Regions from separate parts of the Homo sapiens genome. Here region 1 is linked to region 2. A link is a loop called in an ENCODE intact Hi-C map of the cell type or tissue named here. Cell type or tissue: ascending aorta. All regions are shown on one strand. Each heading gives the region's core, and the rest is flanking DNA. Links, peaks and the distances in the headings are about the cores only.

Region 1 (8,341 bases), core at 219-8,218, 100 kb after region 2:
TAATAAGTAAAGGATGTATGTTGTAAAAGATTGAAGATAGAAGAAGAAGTAAAACTAACATGCGAATGGAGGTCAAAATAATAAAGTTCTAAACCAGGCCATACATCTGCCCTGCAACAAATTCTGCAGTTGTCTTAGGGCCCTAATTTGGAGTGCTTGGAGGTTGACTTCAGACTCACTTCTTTGTGTATTATATGTACTTGATATATATTTACTCGAATTTGGGGTCACTATGCATGGGATAAGTTTCAAATGATCACCATGTCCATTTGAGAAAGAATATCCCTTGGCCACTGAAACAGAGGAAACCCCCATCTCAAAAGATCCAACCATGCTTGCAGTCATGAATACAGATCACAAGCCAATAAACACATCCTTTATATTTGCATTGATTCTTGAATGCATTATGCAGGGAAGTCATTGCATTTTAAAGAATGAATTCATTTTTCTCAAGATAATATGAAAGTACCTGTGTTTCTTGGTTACATATATGCACTTATGAAATCCTATGAAATGATTTGTCTCTATATCATATTACTGACAAGCAAATAGTCTTCCCTTCTGTATTCCCTATCAAGAAATTCCCAGTAAGAATCAGATGTGTTTCCATGCATTTAAAAGCTATTTCAAAATAAGATTTCAGTTTCCCCAATGCTACTCCAGAGAGCTGCTCTCCAAGAGCTGTAGCTATCAATGAACAGGCTGCCCATAACATACATGGATCAATGCCCTTTAGAAGAGCATTGGCTTGCTAGTTAATAAGCTTTTGATTTTCCTTACTCATTGATTAATGAAGCAGTAGTTTTGCCTTTGAATAGAAGATAAATTAAGAAGTACTGTAACTGGAGTCTGTTGGGAAATAGGTTGTAGTTTGGAGAACTGGAAGTAGCTATGGAGACAAAGGAGGTAAAATGGCTAACTTTGCTAAAGGAGTCCCTCTGTCAGTGAACCGAGGTCTAAAGCATTCAACTCAATTCAACAGACACTTCTCAATGTACTATGAGACATATGAAAAGCATGACTAGGGAGATGGAGGGGTGATTCCAGACTACACCCCAGCTCAGACTGACTCCTACTTTTGTTTTTAGGAGCAGACACCCATAATACAAGGCAGGAACTGGGCCAAATGGGGTTACAATATGGTCTGGAAGATCCAAGGAGGCAGAAATGACATGCATTTGGAAGGAGTTGGAAAGGTATTCTGGCAAGGAGGGTATGGAAGGTTGAGTGGAATTCTGATGGATACAGATTGGGAGAGAAAGGTCTTCTAGGGATGGAAACCTTATTGGCTCCACAGTGTCAAAAGGACATGTTATAATGTTGAGGTAGAATCTGAAGAGGCAGCAGACTATCTCTCCATGAGATGGGGCTCCTGTTTTATCTTTGATTTGTATATTTCTATGTTAAAGAAAAATTGCTATGTTTACATGATTATAGAACAATTAGAACTGTGATTTATAGTTTATAATTTCTGTCACTAATTTCTTATGCTCTGACATTTCTTTCCTTCTCTGAGACAAAAAATTTAAGCTGTTGCATGGAGGTAGAAGGCATTATAACCCAGGAGGATGACATGTCTCCCACCCTGGGTCTTATTCATCTCTGTGCTGGGGTCTGTAGCACAGGGTCTCACTCAGAGCTTTGCACACAGTAGATGTTGACAATTATTTGTTGAATGAACAAATACGTTGGTCTCTGGTCGCTTCCTTGCTCAGAAACCCTCAATGGCTTCCTAATTACTTTAGGTCTACTTGTAATCTCTGCATCTCTCCAGCCTGGTATTTAAGTTCATTTATGAAAGGACTCCACCTTTCTTTGCAGGTCCACCCCCTACCACTTTAGGCACCTTTCATTCTAGGCAAGCTGGGTGGACTGCTTTGGTTTCTATGGAGGACATCTTCTATGGGCTACAAGAACTTGTTTGCTTGGAGAATGAAAGGCTAACCTTTGAAAGAGCTTCAGGATAACAGAGCTGAAAAACTACATGGGCAGGAGGGACATTCCACAGATGTTCTGACCAGAGGTGGGAAATGAACAATGCATTCGCATATGGCTCTTTGGAAAACAGATCTGCAGACCAGATGCAACGGTGGCACGGATTCAGCTCTTGGAACAGCTACTCCATGTAGCCAAAGGGCATACACTGGCTGCCTTCCTAACATGATCAGTTAATGAGTCCATCCTCAGACACAGAGAACGTAACAACAAAAACTGCTATCCTGGTCCTGATGGGGTCCAGCAAGAGGAAGACAAGAAAGGAGGTAATTTTAGCATCTACTGAGAATCCAGAAAAGTGAGTTCAGTGTTGCTCCTGATACCTGCAATTTCCCAAGGCAAGGTTAAGCCCTACACTGTGCTCCCTGTGTCCTGTACTTGACTTTCCTAGCCTTAGTTGCACTGTAGTGGAATCACCTATTTTTCTTTTTCACAAATGATTACCATTTCAGCAGGTAATCAATATAACGAAAACATTAATGAGACATTTTCTATTCTATTTTTTTAGTTTCACGCTCACCATGGGTCTTTTTGTTCCCCATTTTTCTATTCTTTTATCTTTTATTATTATTTTTAGTTGACACATAGTTTTGTACATATTTACAGGGTATAGTGTGATATTTTGATACATGTACACAATGTAAAATAATCAAAGGGTAATTTGCATGCATATCACCTCATTTATTGTTTCTTTGCGTTGAGAACATTCAAAATCTGCTCTTCTAGCTATATTTGAAAACATACTGTAGATTGTTGTTAATTACAGTCATGCTCCAGTGACATTGGAACTTATTCCTTCTATCTAGTTGCAATCTTGCATCCGTTAACTAACCTCTCACCATCCCCTGACTCCCAGTCTCCAGTAACCACTATTCCACACTCCACTATTATGAGATCAACTTTTTCAGCTCCCACATATGAGTGAGAGCATGTGATATTTATCTTTCCATGCCTGGCTTATTATCACTTAACAAAATGTCAACCAAGCTCATCTACATTGCCTCAAATGATGGCATTTCATTCTTTTTTATGGCTAGATAGTATTCTATTGTGTATATACACCAATTTTTCTTTATTCATTGATTTGTTGATGGACACTTATGTTGATTCCATATCTTGGCTATTGTGAATAATGCCGCAATAAACATGGGAGTGCAGTTGTCTCTTCATCATACTGGTGTAATCACCTGTTTTTCTGTCAGTCTTTCCCAAGAGACTAGGAGTGCCTTAAGGACAAGTGATTTCCCAGTCATGCCTCACTTAACAACGGGGATATGCTCTGAGAAATGTGTCATTAGGCAATTTCTTCATTGTGCAAACATCATAGAGGGTACTTACACAAACTTGGAGGGTCTAGCCTACTACACACCTAGGCTATATGGTATAGCCTATTGTTTTTAGGCTATAAACCTGTACAGCATGTGGCTGTACTGAATACCATAGGCAATTGTAATGCAATGGTAAGTATTTGTATATTTAAACATATCAAGGTACCATTAAAATAAGGTATAAAAGATAACAAATGGTACACCTGTATGGAGCTTGCAGGACTGGAAGTTACTCTGTGTCAGTCAGTGAGTGGTGAGTGAATGTGAAGGCCTAGGACATTACTGCACACTACTGTAGACTTAATAAACACTGTACACTTAGGCTACACTAAATTTATAAAAACACTTTTCTTCAATAATAAATTAACCTTAGCTTATTCTAACTTTTTACTTTATACACTTTTTTTTACCTTTTTAACGACTGTAATAATACTTAGCTTAAAACAACAACACAGTGCATGTTGTACAAGAATGTTTTCATTCTTTATATCCTTATTCTACAGGCCTTTTTAATTCTTTTTTTAACTTTTTAAACTTTTTTGTTAAAAGCTAAGATGTAAACACACACATTTTAAAAAATGTGCTTAAGCCTTTACAGGGTCAGGATCATCAACATCATTGACTTCTACTTCCACACCTTGTCCCACTGGAAGGTCCTCGGGGGCAGTAACTCATCACTTTCAGCTTCTAGGATAACAATGCCTTCCTTTGGAATACCTGTGAAGGACTTGCCTGAGGCTGTTTTATAGCTAACTTAAAAAAAATAAGTAGGAGTACCCTCTAAAATAATGATAGAAATTACAGTATAGTGAATACTAGGCAATGGGAATTTTTAGCTCCATTATAATCTTAAGGGACCACTGTCATGGATGCAGTCTGTCGTTGACTGAAATGTTATGCAGTGCATGACTGTATGGTGTTTGATGCATGAATGAATGAATGAATGCAGTCTATGTTAGGTGCACACATCTTTTTTTACCACTAGATGGCAAGTATTCATTGAAAAGTCCAGCTCTAAACTGTCTCAGAGACACAATCTGGTGAAAAGTAAATGTTTCAGTACACTGGAGGAGTACATACACCAGAGTGACGTTTTCAGGGCTGCCTATGTCTCTTCTCTTTTAGCAGAGACAGAAAAAAGTACCAGGAGGGAAGTCAAAAGTCCTGTGTTGCCACTAGCATTTGGACATGTGAAGTATATTTTCTGAGCCTCAGTTTTCTCACCTAAAATAACAGGTGGACTGTAGCTCTCTTGGTCACCAGGAGGAGAACGATCTACCAAGACCCCACAATGTGCTTTCAGATACAGCATCGTTTAAATGTTCCTAAGCTTGGGTGTTTGTTGGTTGGTTGGCTTATTTTTTTTTATTTCAACTATAAAATAATTACTTTTTGAATAGATAGCACAAAAACATGGTACCACATTCCAAAGGCACCAAAGGGAATACAGTGAAAGGTCCCTCTCTTCGTTTTCCGCAATCTCTTAACTCTCCACCCCAGAGGCAACCACTATTAATATTCTTATATACCCTTCAAGAGACGTAAGTACACATCTTTAGAAAGATAGCACAAATGGGACCAATCATGAGTACCCTGCTGCATTTTCTTTTTTAATGAAACAATTTGTCTTGGAAATGTTTAATATCAAAATCTCATATTTATTTAACTGGTCCCCTATTCATGGATATTTAATTTATTCCACTCTTGTGTTACAATGTCCAATAAATAGAATGTGCCTAAATGTGAGTATATCTGTGTATATAAATTTCTGACTGAACTGCTGAGTCAGAAGAAAGCGCTCTCCAGTGTAGAAAGGTGTTTCCCTACACCTCTGACAATATAGTTGTCAAAAGTCTAACAGATCAAAAATTGTAGCTCTGTGAAACTAATTTGTATTTCTATGATTGTAAATGAAGTTGAACATCATTTATAATATCTAAAAGCCATCTCATTTTCCTTTTCTGAGACCTGTCCATGTGTTTTGATCTATTGGTTTGTTGGTCTTTTAAAAACTGACCATAAGAAGCTCTTTATATATCAAAAAAAAATTAGCCCTTTGTTTAGCGAGACTCCTCTCAAAAAAAAAAAAAGTCTTAGTATTTTCCACTACTTAAAAAATGTTTTGGGCCAGCCGTGGTGGCTCATGCCTATAATACCAGCACTTTGGGAGGCCAAGGCAGGCAGATCAGTTGAGTTCGGGAGTTCGAGACCAGCCTGGCCAACATGGTGAAAGCCCATCTCTACTAAAACTATAAAAATTAGCCAGGCTGGTGGTGGGTGCCTGTAATCCAAGCTACTTGGGAGGCTGAAGCAGGAGAATCACTTGAAACTTGGAGGCAGAGGTTGCAGTGAGCCAAGTTTGTGCCACTGCACTCTAGCCTGGGCAATAGAGTGAGACTCCATCTCAAAAAAAGAAATGTTTTTAGTTTACTTCATTAACCTTTTATGATCTCCGGGTTTTGTGATGTGCTTGGAAGAAGCTTTGTTCTAGGTTATAAAAATGGTTCCAGCCAGGCGCAGTGACTCACGCCTGTAATCCCAGCACTTTGGGAGGCCAAGGCAGGTGGATCACCTGAGGTCAGGAGTTTGAGACCAGCCTGACCAACAAGGTGAAACCCTGTCTCTACTAAAAAAAAATACAAAAATTAGCCAGGCATGGTGGCAGGTGCCTATAGTCCCGGCTACTCAGGAGGCTGAGACAGGAGAATTGCTTGAACCCGGGAGGTGGAGGCTGCAGTGAGCCAAGATCGCACCACTGCACTCCAGCCTGGGCAACAGAGCAAGACTCCGTCTCAAAAAAAAAAAAAAAAAAAAAAAAAAAAAAGGTTCTTTCATGTTTTCTTCTAACGTTTTTATGTTTTCATTTAAAAATATTTAAATTTTTGATATATTTGGAGCTTGTATTGGTTCCAGGATTAAGGTATGAAGAAAAATATTTTTTCCAGATGGCTTCCAGTTGTGCCATTACCACTTATTGAAGGATCTAGTGTTTTTCCAACTGATATAAAATTATACTTTTTTCATATACTTAACTTACAAAGAATTTGTGTCTATTTCTGGACTTTCTATTAGATTCTATTGATCTGTGTATTCACTCTCTAGCTTCACACAGTTTTAGTTAATGTTGTTTTATAACGTTTTTATATCTGGTTTAGCCAGTCTTCCCTTCATTATATGCTTTTTCAAACATTTTCTGACTATTGTTGACTGTTTAGTTTTCTATTTCTATAGCGTCAGCCTGTATAATTTTTAAAAAATTATCTGGGATTTTTGAGGGAACACTTTAAATTTACAGATTAAGTTATGCAGTATTTTTTTTGGGGGGAATATTTGGTTTCTTATCCAAGTTTTCTTTGTTCATTTAAATATTATTCTTTTAAAAAGGTACAGTAGGCCAGGTGTGGTGGCTCACGCCTGTAATCCCAGAACTTTGGGAGGCCAAGGCAGGTGGATCACCTGAGGTCAGGAGTTCGAGACCAGCCTGGCCAACATGGTGAAACCCCGTCTCTACTAAAAATGTAAAAATTAGCCGGGCATGGTGGTGGGCACCTGTAATCCCAGCTACTCGGGAAGCTGAGGCAGGAGAATTGCTTGAACCTGAGAGATGGAGGTTGCAGTGAGCCAACACGGTGCCACTGCACTCCAGCCTGGGCAACAGACAGAGACTCTGTCTCAAAAAAAAAAAAAAAAAGTATAGTAATTTGTGTTCATGGTAAAATTCAAGCAATACAAGAGGCCGTATGGCAAAATGTGAATGAACCTTTCAGTTCTGCCCCTTACTCTCTGTGTGCTCTAGAGGCAAGGAGTTTCTGGTGTATGTTCATAGAGATATTCTATGCATATATAATCCTATACATGAATATAATCATTTCACTCTAACCTGCCATTTTTCATATATGGAATCAAGCTATACACACTGTTCTGCTTTTTTCCCATCTAACTATATACACCAGGGAGCATTCTGTATCAGTACACACAAATCTGCCTTATTCTTTTTAATAGCTGCATGGTATTTGACCCGTTAAATGCATCCAGAGTTTCTAATATGACCCCTATTGATGAAAGTTTGCTTGTTCCATCTCTTAAAAATAAAATACTATAATGAATATTCTTCCTCATATACTTTTGCACAAGACTATTTCAGAAAGACATATTCCTAGATATAGAATTATTTTATTATGTTGATGTATAAGGAAAATATACACACAACAATGTGAATATACCTAACACTCCTGAACTGTGCACTTAAAAATGGTTCAGATGGTAAATATTATGTGTTTTCTTTTACTACAATAGAAAAAAGAAAACGTATAATTTTGATAGATATTGCTAAATTGTCTTCTAAATCTTAAGGTAATATATTAATGATCTCTCACTTAAATTTGCCTTCTATTTGCAATATTTTGGCTCAGTTACTGTAAAAATAGATATTTTAGTGAGTCAAATATTCTGTAAGTCTTGAATAAGACTGTCCCACATTTCTCTCATACAGAGATTCTCAGAAAAATTCCCAGGGATCATGATGCTGTCTTATAAAACTGTAGAGGTTAAGAAGTAATGCTAAGAGGCCAGCTCTATACCCTTCCAGCAAAGGCAGCCTGTGCCAGTTTTATTAAAGAACAGGCATCACGAAATCACTCTGGCAGCTTGTCCTACTGTAATCTGGATTTGTTTGAAGACTCAACTGAAAGCAAACAAGAGGTTTCATATGACTCAAATCATACCTTTCAAACAATGTCTTAATTTCTGTATCGAGTATCTGTGACAGAATCTTTATTTGACTCCTTACCCTATCACCACTCTGAGTGTCATTTTATTTCTACCAACCACAAGTGCCCACTTACCCATACTACATGGAATTAAGCCTTGAATGAGGTAGGGGAGAACAAAGGAGGTGTGTGTCATCAATGTAACCCAAATAAGGTTGGGCACCCTTGGGGGCCATTTGCAGCAGGGTGACACACCTAAAAAAACAGACCCAATCTGACTCCCAGAAGCCTTGAAAAAGTATTAGAGGT
Region 2 (8,341 bases), core at 51-8,050:
CAAGTGATCCTTGCACCTCAACCTCCCATCAGAGGGGTCATCTCCCCCAGCTTCCTGTTTCTATTGCCCTCAGAAGGCTGCCAATAGCAGGCACTGTCCAGCGCCAGACTGTACCCATCAGCTCACAGCTGGGAAGCAGGGACCAGCTGTAGAGTCAGAGACCTTTGGCCGACACCCCCAGTTGCTGGGAATAACATCCTGAGTCTAAGCTATCAGAGGCCGCTCTTCAACCTCTCTCTTTGTGTCACACAGATTCTCAGGAGTGGCTGGGACCATGTGAGATACATGGCAGCAACCACTCAGAGTGGCTGGAAAGGAAAGAGTCACATTCGCAAAGCACACAGCGGGTGGCAGTCCCATATTATTTCATTTTCCCCTCATGACAATCCTGTGGGGTTAGAATTATTATCCTGTCTCATAGAGAGGCCATGAAAGTGAATAAGTGGTTAATGAACTAATAGACACAGCTAGGAGGGGGCTGAGGCTTGAAGGCAGCTTGGCCTGACTCTGCACCCCAAGGCTGCTAATCATGGGGAATCCTTGGCCAGAGACCAACTGTTCTGTTCAGTCCAGCTGGCAGCTGGTCTGCCTCAGCTGTCTGGAAGTCCCTGTGCCCTCTGTTGGGACCAGCTGCTTCTGGCTGCCCTCACCTGGCACCAGAAAGCAATGACTGCAGACCCGACTGGGGCCTGGGGAACTGGGCCCCTTGGGCTCTGGTATCACCTGTTACAGCTGTGTGTCCTTGGGCAGATTATCAAACCTTTCTGCGTCTCAGTGTCCAAATCTTTAAAATGGTGATCACATACGTCTACTCCAAAGGGTTCCTGTGAATTTCAAATGAGCTAGCTTGCAGACAGTACTTAGCCCATTGCCTGGCCCTAGAGCTCTTATTACCATTAGTGTTACTGAGAGAAGTACTGTAGGATCGTATGGAGATCAGAAAGGGGACAGGTGGGAGGAAAAGCCTTCCTGAATGGACTTTCCATTTTAGCCTGATGCCAGTCTAGGTTCTGCCACAGGAGTGGAGAAGAACCTGGCCTGAGCCTTGGCTTTGGCATCCGTCGATTGACAAGGTCCTGGTGCTGCCTCCCATGCACCCCCTCCCTTATCCCACACTACCTGCTACCTAAGAAGCTCCCTGGGCCCTGACAGGCCAGTCTACCTGCAGGTTAGCTGCAGGTTCCACTTGTACTTGCATCTATTGGGCAAGCTCTTCAGTGATTGGAAAAGTGTGGTCCTTGGACCAGCAGCATCAGCAACCTCTAGGAACTTGTTAGAAATACAGATTCTTGAGCCCCACCCTATATTTGCTGAATTAGAGACTTGGGGTAGGACCCAGCAATTTGTTTTAATAATCCCTCCAGATTGTAATACACCTCAAGCTTGAGAATGCTGGGCCCACTCATCTTTCAAGCCTCAGGTCATGTCACCTCTTCCAGCAGCCTTTCTGCCTGCCTTCAGCTGAGGCAGATACATAGCGCTGGATTCCCACACTCTGCGCAGGTCTTGCCTTCAGCTGAGGCAAGTACATAGCGCTGGATTCCCACACTCTGCGCAGGTCTTGCCTTCGGCTGAGGCAAGTACATAGCGTTGGATTCCCACACTCTGCGCAGGTCTTGCCTTCGGCTGAGGCAAGTACATAGCGCTGGATTCCCACACTCTGCGCAGGTCTTGCCTTCGGCTGAGGCAAGTACATAGCGCTGGATTCCCACACTCTGCGCAGGTCTTGCCTTCGGCTGAGGCAAGTACATAGCGCTGGATTCCCACACTCTGCGCAGGTCTTGCCTTCGGCTGAGGCAGATACATAGCGCTGGATTCCCACACTCTGCGCAGGTCTTGCCTTCGGCTGAGGCAGATACATAGCGCTGGATTCCCACACTCTGCGCAGGTCTTGCCTTCGGCTGAGGCAGATACATAGCGCTGGATTCCCACTCTGCGCAGGTCTCCATAGCCAGACCCCATGAATGTAATCACTTCCTCACTGTTCCCTCTCCCCAGCTTAGACCGGGAGTTCCTTGAAGGAACTCTGTGTTTCATAGCTGTACCCCAGGACCTAGGTGTCCAGTGGGCCGACTGAACAAATATGCGTATGATGACTTGAACTCCTCCACTTCTAGCTTTAGATCTTGGGCAAGTTGCTCACCCTCTTCAAGTCTCAATATCTTCATCTAGCAATACATACCTGCAGTGTTGCTGTCAGGATCAAATGAGATGCTTTATTAGGAAGTCTTTATAAACTGCTAAAGTATTGCAATGACATCATCAGCTACTTAGGCACAAATCAGGGGATTTAATTTCCTTTTCCCACGTGTGCATTTTCTGGCATGTAGGTCAGTGATTTTAGCAGCTTCTTTAAAGACCTGGTTCACACAAGGATTGCAGTCTATGGAGGTGTGGCATTACCTCGCCTAGGGACTCACAGGACGGGGTTCTGGTCTGCCTTCTAGTAACTGCTGAGCAGACAGCACTGGCACCTGGGTGCAGCTGTCCTCTGGGGTGGTCCAGCAGTCCCCTGGGAGGCAGGTTTCCTCTTCCATTGTCATAGAGACTGACCGCTCCATCTATTGCCTTCCTGTCTTCCTAAGTAGGTGATTTGGGGCCAGATTAGTCATTCATATCCTGTACCCCATGGGTGACTATTCATAATGACAATCTAAGGGGACAAAACCAGTTCTAATCCAGAGCTGTAGAAACCAAACCAACTGCCACCCTAACACATTACCCTGGAACCTGCCCAGCCAATGGGTGTAACCATCTGAGACCAAGGCCTTGTGGAAATCATTCTCAGTAAATGCATTTTGGCCCAATCTGTTGTATCCAAATCTGTAGCTGAAGCGAGATACCCTCTAGACCCTGGTAAGTGTTTCAAGGTGTGGGAAACGTGGGGCGGCCAATTCCTGACTATGAGGTCACATGGCTGACTTATCTTGGGTGATAGAGTAAATCTGAATCTATAAGGGCCTGAGAACAATTTGATAGCATTTTCAGATATGCCCTGCAGCTTTCTCTTATCCTTGACTGGAGAATCCCTCCTTGACCCCATTTATGTAACATTTCCTGGAGGAGGTATTTCCTGACCTCTCCCCAAATTGCTTAGAACTCCTATTCTACCTCCCCATAGCATGCTGAACTCACTCTTGCTTTGGAATTTTTTGTTAATATCTGCCTTTCCCATCAGGTTCCAATAGAGTGAGGACCATTTCTGCCGTGCTCATAGCTATATCCCAATGTCTGGCTTAGAACTTGGCATGCCATGGATTCTCTTCAAATGTTTGTTGAAGTAAATGACTTAATCTAAGAAATGAACATGGAGCTCTTGTATTTCCTTTGACCTTCAAATTTAATTAAGCATCACTTCAAAGTATTTATTCTATAATAAAAATAATTAAATGAATAAGAATCTATATGAGTTTTCCTTAGAAAATGCTAGATAGGACTGGAGTGCTTTAATTTGTTCAAACTGTCATAAAAATTTTTATGCTTTTGTATATGCCATGTCTTCCAAGATATATTTTGTTAATTTGGTTTCATCTTTCTACCTGGGACTTAGATTTGTATCCGTTTTCTAGCAGAGAGTTGATCTAGCCATACCATATACCAGAGTATATGATAAAGCATGATAGACAAAATAGCGTGATATTCAGGTAAGATAGAAATATAAATCAGCAATACAGACTGGAGATCCCAGAAACTATAGATAAGGACTATACAAAATAGGCTTTTCAAATTAGGGGGAAAGGAAAGATTGTGCGACAAGTGGGGTTGGGCTAAGTTAACTGTAATAAAAAAAAAACTGGATTCACATTTAATATACCACACAAGAAAAAAAAAAAACAGACCCAGAGTCAAATAGAAAATAACCAGATCATAGAAAAAAATAAAGCTTTCAGATCTACTAGAGAAATATTAATTTTTTCAACTTTGAAACAATAAAAGCAATTATAAAGAAAAGAATTGAATTATCTATCAACGAAGACCTTCTGTAAAATGAAAACAGCAGTACTGAATTGGAGAGAAAAATGACATGCTGGCAAAAAATGTCTCCATTGAGTGTGACTGACAAAGTGTTAATATCTATATTATCTACAGAGTTAATCCAAATATGTAGAAAAAGACAATGATCCCACTAGATAAAGAAAAGTTATGAACAGACAATTCACATCAGATATGAAGACCCAGAGAAATGTTTCCTTTTTCTACATTTGGAGAGGCAGCATGGTGTGGAGGAAAGAACCCAGGGCATTGGTGACAGTCAGAGCTGGATTCGAATCAGCTGTTTATTTAATAGCTATGTGATGAGGGCTTCCACCTCACCTTTCTTTGCAATTACTACATCTGCCAAATGGGAGCATCATCATCCTACCCCAAGGTTTTATTGTGAGAAAACTGCTTATCATTGTGAGGGACACATAACAGGGCTTGGTAGAGGTTGATTTTCTTCTCATTCAACTTTTCCAAACAAAATGTTCCAAAACACCATAAAAGAAAAGAGGTAAGAAAGGATTTTGATACTGCTTCTAGAGACTTACCATCCCCTCCTAAATTACAGATCCACACCAGTGAGACTCAGGAGGGTTTCCTAAAACACTCATATGCTGTGTTGTCTCTCATCCTGAGTTTTCAATAATCTGAATTTTCAGAGTTGCAAAAACTCAATTTGGCCACGAGAGGGCGCCCAAGCCATTCACTAGGCTGAAGTTCTGCAGGGGTGTGTGTGGAGAAAGGTTTGAGGGAGGTTCCTGCAACGTTGGAAAACGCTGTGTTTATAACCAGGAGGCATCTAGGACTCCAGGTCCATCTGGATGCTTAGACCTACCACCTGCTTCTCTGTCCAAAGCCCATCTTCCTTTAGCATCCCGAGGACATCGGTGGACCTGTGCAGGTGTTGCAGGAGGCAGGGAGAGCCCTGACTCTTCCGGCCCAATTTAAGGGAAATCTCTGGCCTCCTGGGGAGCATGGCTTTGGATTTCTGGAGAAGGTGACCATGTCTCTACTCCACTGGCCTCACAAACACGACCTTTATCTAATCAATGTTAATCCGGCAGAGTGGCTGGGAATAATTTAAGGTGGTGACAGTGGTTTGCAGGATTCATTTTAAGGAAGGAAATAAAAGTTATTTGTAAAAGTCCCAGTAATTCTTAGCATTCAGATGCAATTGGAGGAACTGGATGATGGACATTCAGAATTGATTTGTAGGAAATCTGGGCATTTTCTACTTAGGCACCGGAGGAACTAGGAAAGGATGTGGGTTTTGTTCAGAGTCTGCCTTTCCTGTCTCTACCTGCACCCTGGGCTGTCGGAGCCACAGCTTGATTTATTGAGCTAAACAAGTCAGCAGCTAATTTGCTCATTCATGGCTGTCCTTTGAGAAGTGGTCCTGGGGATAAAGATGCAGATCATTGAAAAACAAGTCAGTTTCAACGGGCAGGACCTTGCAAAGTAGGTCACCCTGGCTTTCCACTGGGCGGCGAGGGAGGCTGGAATCCCATTAACCTCAATCAGGCAGGCTCAGCAAAGAGAGGCAAGGCTGTTTCTGCAAAACAAAACTTGGCTGCATGTAGGCTTCCTAATTTGACTTCCTAATGAGATTTGGAAGAGGAAAGGGGAGACTGGGGTATGGGAAAATCAAAGGAAAATTCTTTTCCCTTAACAAGCCAGTAGCGCCGAGTGCAGAGGTTTTGGGTGTTTGGGAGGTCTGAGTGTTTGCCATCAATTAATTTTGTTCCACGGAGGCCTCAGGAAGTCTGAGGGGTAGGTGAAATGTGGGAAGGTGTCCCAAAATATTCATTTCAGTTTTTCAGAAAGTCTCTCCCATCTTAAAAAAGAAAAAAAAAATGCTCCTTTGACTCTTTCATCCCCTTGGAGCCAGGTTCTCTTCTTTCATAGCAAACTTCACAGAAGAGTGGTCTGTACTTGCTGACTCCATAACCTCATGCTCTGTTCACAGCTCACCTGCTCCGGGCTGTTTTTCCCCCTCATCACTCAGCAGAAAGGATTCTCCGTAAGGTCACTGATGACCTTCCTGTCGATAAACCCAAAGGGCTTCCTGTAGCCTTGATCTTTCTTGTTTTCTCGGCTGCACTGGGCACAGCCAACCACCCGCCTCAAACACTTTCTTCCCCTGGCTTTCTCGGTACCAAGCTTCCTTACCAATTTCTTTGCTGCTCCTTTGCTGTGTCCTTTGCAGGCAAGATTCCTCAACATTCAATAGTAGAGATCTTTGGAACTCAGTCCTAAGCCCTTGATTCCTATTCTTATGCCCTTGGCATTGTCTCCCATTCCTTGAGGGCTCCCAATTTTAGATCTCAGTGCAGAATTCTTGCCCTGAGTTCCAGAGCTATCTAGCCAACCATGTACTTAACACCTCTAACTGGAAATCTTGAATACATCTTAACAACTTACACTTAGAACTGATCCCATGATCTTTCCCACTGAACTTCATCTAACGTTTTCAGCCTTGTGAGTGGCTTCACCACTCTTTCATTATGCCAGCCAGACACATGGGAAACATCTTGACTGCTCTTTCTCCACCCCCTTACTCCACCTATCGCCACAGCCTGTTGATTTTACCTCCTACGTGCCTCACACATCTCTGTACCTCTCTCCTTTTCCACCACCACCACCATCCTAGTGAAGTCACAGTTAATTCTCTCCGGTTTTCTGAAGTAGCCCCCCTCACTGGGCTCCCGCATCTACCCTTTCACACAGGGGCCGAGTGCTGTTATTGCTTTTTATTTTTTAATGCAAATATGATCATGTCACCCTTTTGCTTAAAACCCTTCAATGATTTACCATTATTATTTGAGACAGGGTCTCGCTCTGTCACCCAGACTGGAGTGCATGGTTCACTGCAGCCTCAGCCTCCTCGGCTAAAGTGATCCTCCTGCCTCAGCCTCCCAGGTAGCTGAGACCACAGGCACAAGCCACCACGCCTGGCTAGTTTTTAAAATTTTTTGTAGAGATGGGGGTCTTGCTTTGTTGCCCAGGCTGTTCTCAAACTCCTGGGCTCGAGTGAGCCTCCTGCTTCCACCTCCCAAAATGTTAAGATTACAGGTGTGAGCCAGTACACCTGGTCTTACTCATGACTTTTAATGCAAAAATTCAAATAAAAAATTTCAAATGTTACATGGCTTGGCCCCACACCAAACTCATCTTTGATTTCTGGATCTAGTTAGACCAAAGCCTTTTAGTGCCTTAGACATACTCTACTCCCTCCTCATACAGGGCCTTTGCAGATACATGATGGTCTCTCCAGATTTTCTAAAATGTTCTCCCCTTTGTTTTCTTCTTTGCTTAGTTAACTCCTACTGCTTCCTTAGATCTTAGCTTCATTGCCTTTTTAGGGGGAAGCTATCTCTAACCCCCCTAATGGCACTTTATGCCTTTCCTTCATAGACATGTCACATTTATTTGTGTGATCATTTAGTAAATATCTCTCCCCACTGAATTGTAATCTCCATAAGGAACTGTGCTGTGCTCACCACAGTTGCCCTAAGCACCTTTCACAGGACTTTTTTTGGGGGGACCCTCCTATCAAGGATGTTTCAGTCCTCCTTGATAGGATACAGGGTAAGTGAAAGTAAGATTTTGTTTGTTTTGGGGTAGGTGTGAGACCATTTGGTGTGGTCACATTGTTAATTTCATGCCAATCAGAAGGCTCATTGGCAGGTATATATGTCTTGATTAATTTAGACATGGGAAAATGAATGAATTGTTACTTAATTGGAAGGATCGTGTTATAGTGAAAAGCACAGGCATTAGAATCAGCTGGGTACTGTTGGCATTCTATATCCACCCTTGCTGTCATAGGACCTCTGAGTCTCAGTTTGGTCATTGGTAAAATGGACATTGCAATACCTACCTCATGGTTATTAGGATTAAAAGGGATAATAAATGTCAGCGCCTACTTGGACCCAAGGGGATGCTGAAGGTAAAAAGGACTGCTCTCTCTTTCCTCTCTCCCTCCCTTCCTATCTCTTTCCTGAATGTGCTTTGATTTGCAGTTTACATCTGTTTAAGCCCAGGCTCCTCAAGAGAAAACTGGTATAAAGACTCCTTAATGGTGTAAAAATTGGTACCCACAAACTCTCCCCACCCCTACCTGCCTTTCATCCCCTGCCCACTTAGAGGACCAGAAGTGAGGGGTTCTTCACACATAGGTTCTGGGAGCCAAGGAACTGGGAGAATCTGAAGAGACAGCAGAGTAAGGAGATTCAGGGTGACCTGACTGGTAACTGATGTTAATTATGCAAAGGGCACCAAGGGCTTTTGTGAATTCACATCCTTGTTTTTTGGTAGGACAGGGATGAGATGGGCAAAGGTGCACCTGCCAGGAGAGTGC

The links. Peaks named below come from ENCODE experiments on the same cell type or tissue, not always from the same donor. Only the 100,000 strongest peaks of a DNase experiment are listed, where the experiment ranks them.
Region 1: it touches region 2 in a loop (4-fold over the local background); 31 of 110 quality-filtered maps call a loop at or near these places.

Annotation. Positions count from the first base shown.
Region 1 is chr11:14,144,824-14,153,164 of GRCh38, reverse strand. The region is part of intron 6 of SPON1 (spondin 1); the gene reads right to left. Among named protein-coding and RNA genes, the nearest start is that of SPON1, 190 kb to the right of the region's middle. In ascending aorta, for the core only: CTCF peaks have their summits at 4,098 and 4,299 (motif pointing right); no DNase peak of the experiment used is centred there.
Region 2 is chr11:14,245,860-14,254,200 of GRCh38, reverse strand. The region is part of intron 7 of SPON1 (spondin 1); the gene reads right to left. Among named protein-coding and RNA genes, the nearest start is that of RRAS2, 110 kb to the left of the region's middle. In ascending aorta, for the core only: CTCF peaks have their summits at 4,667 (motif pointing right) and 5,435; a DNase peak (open chromatin) is centred at 4,700.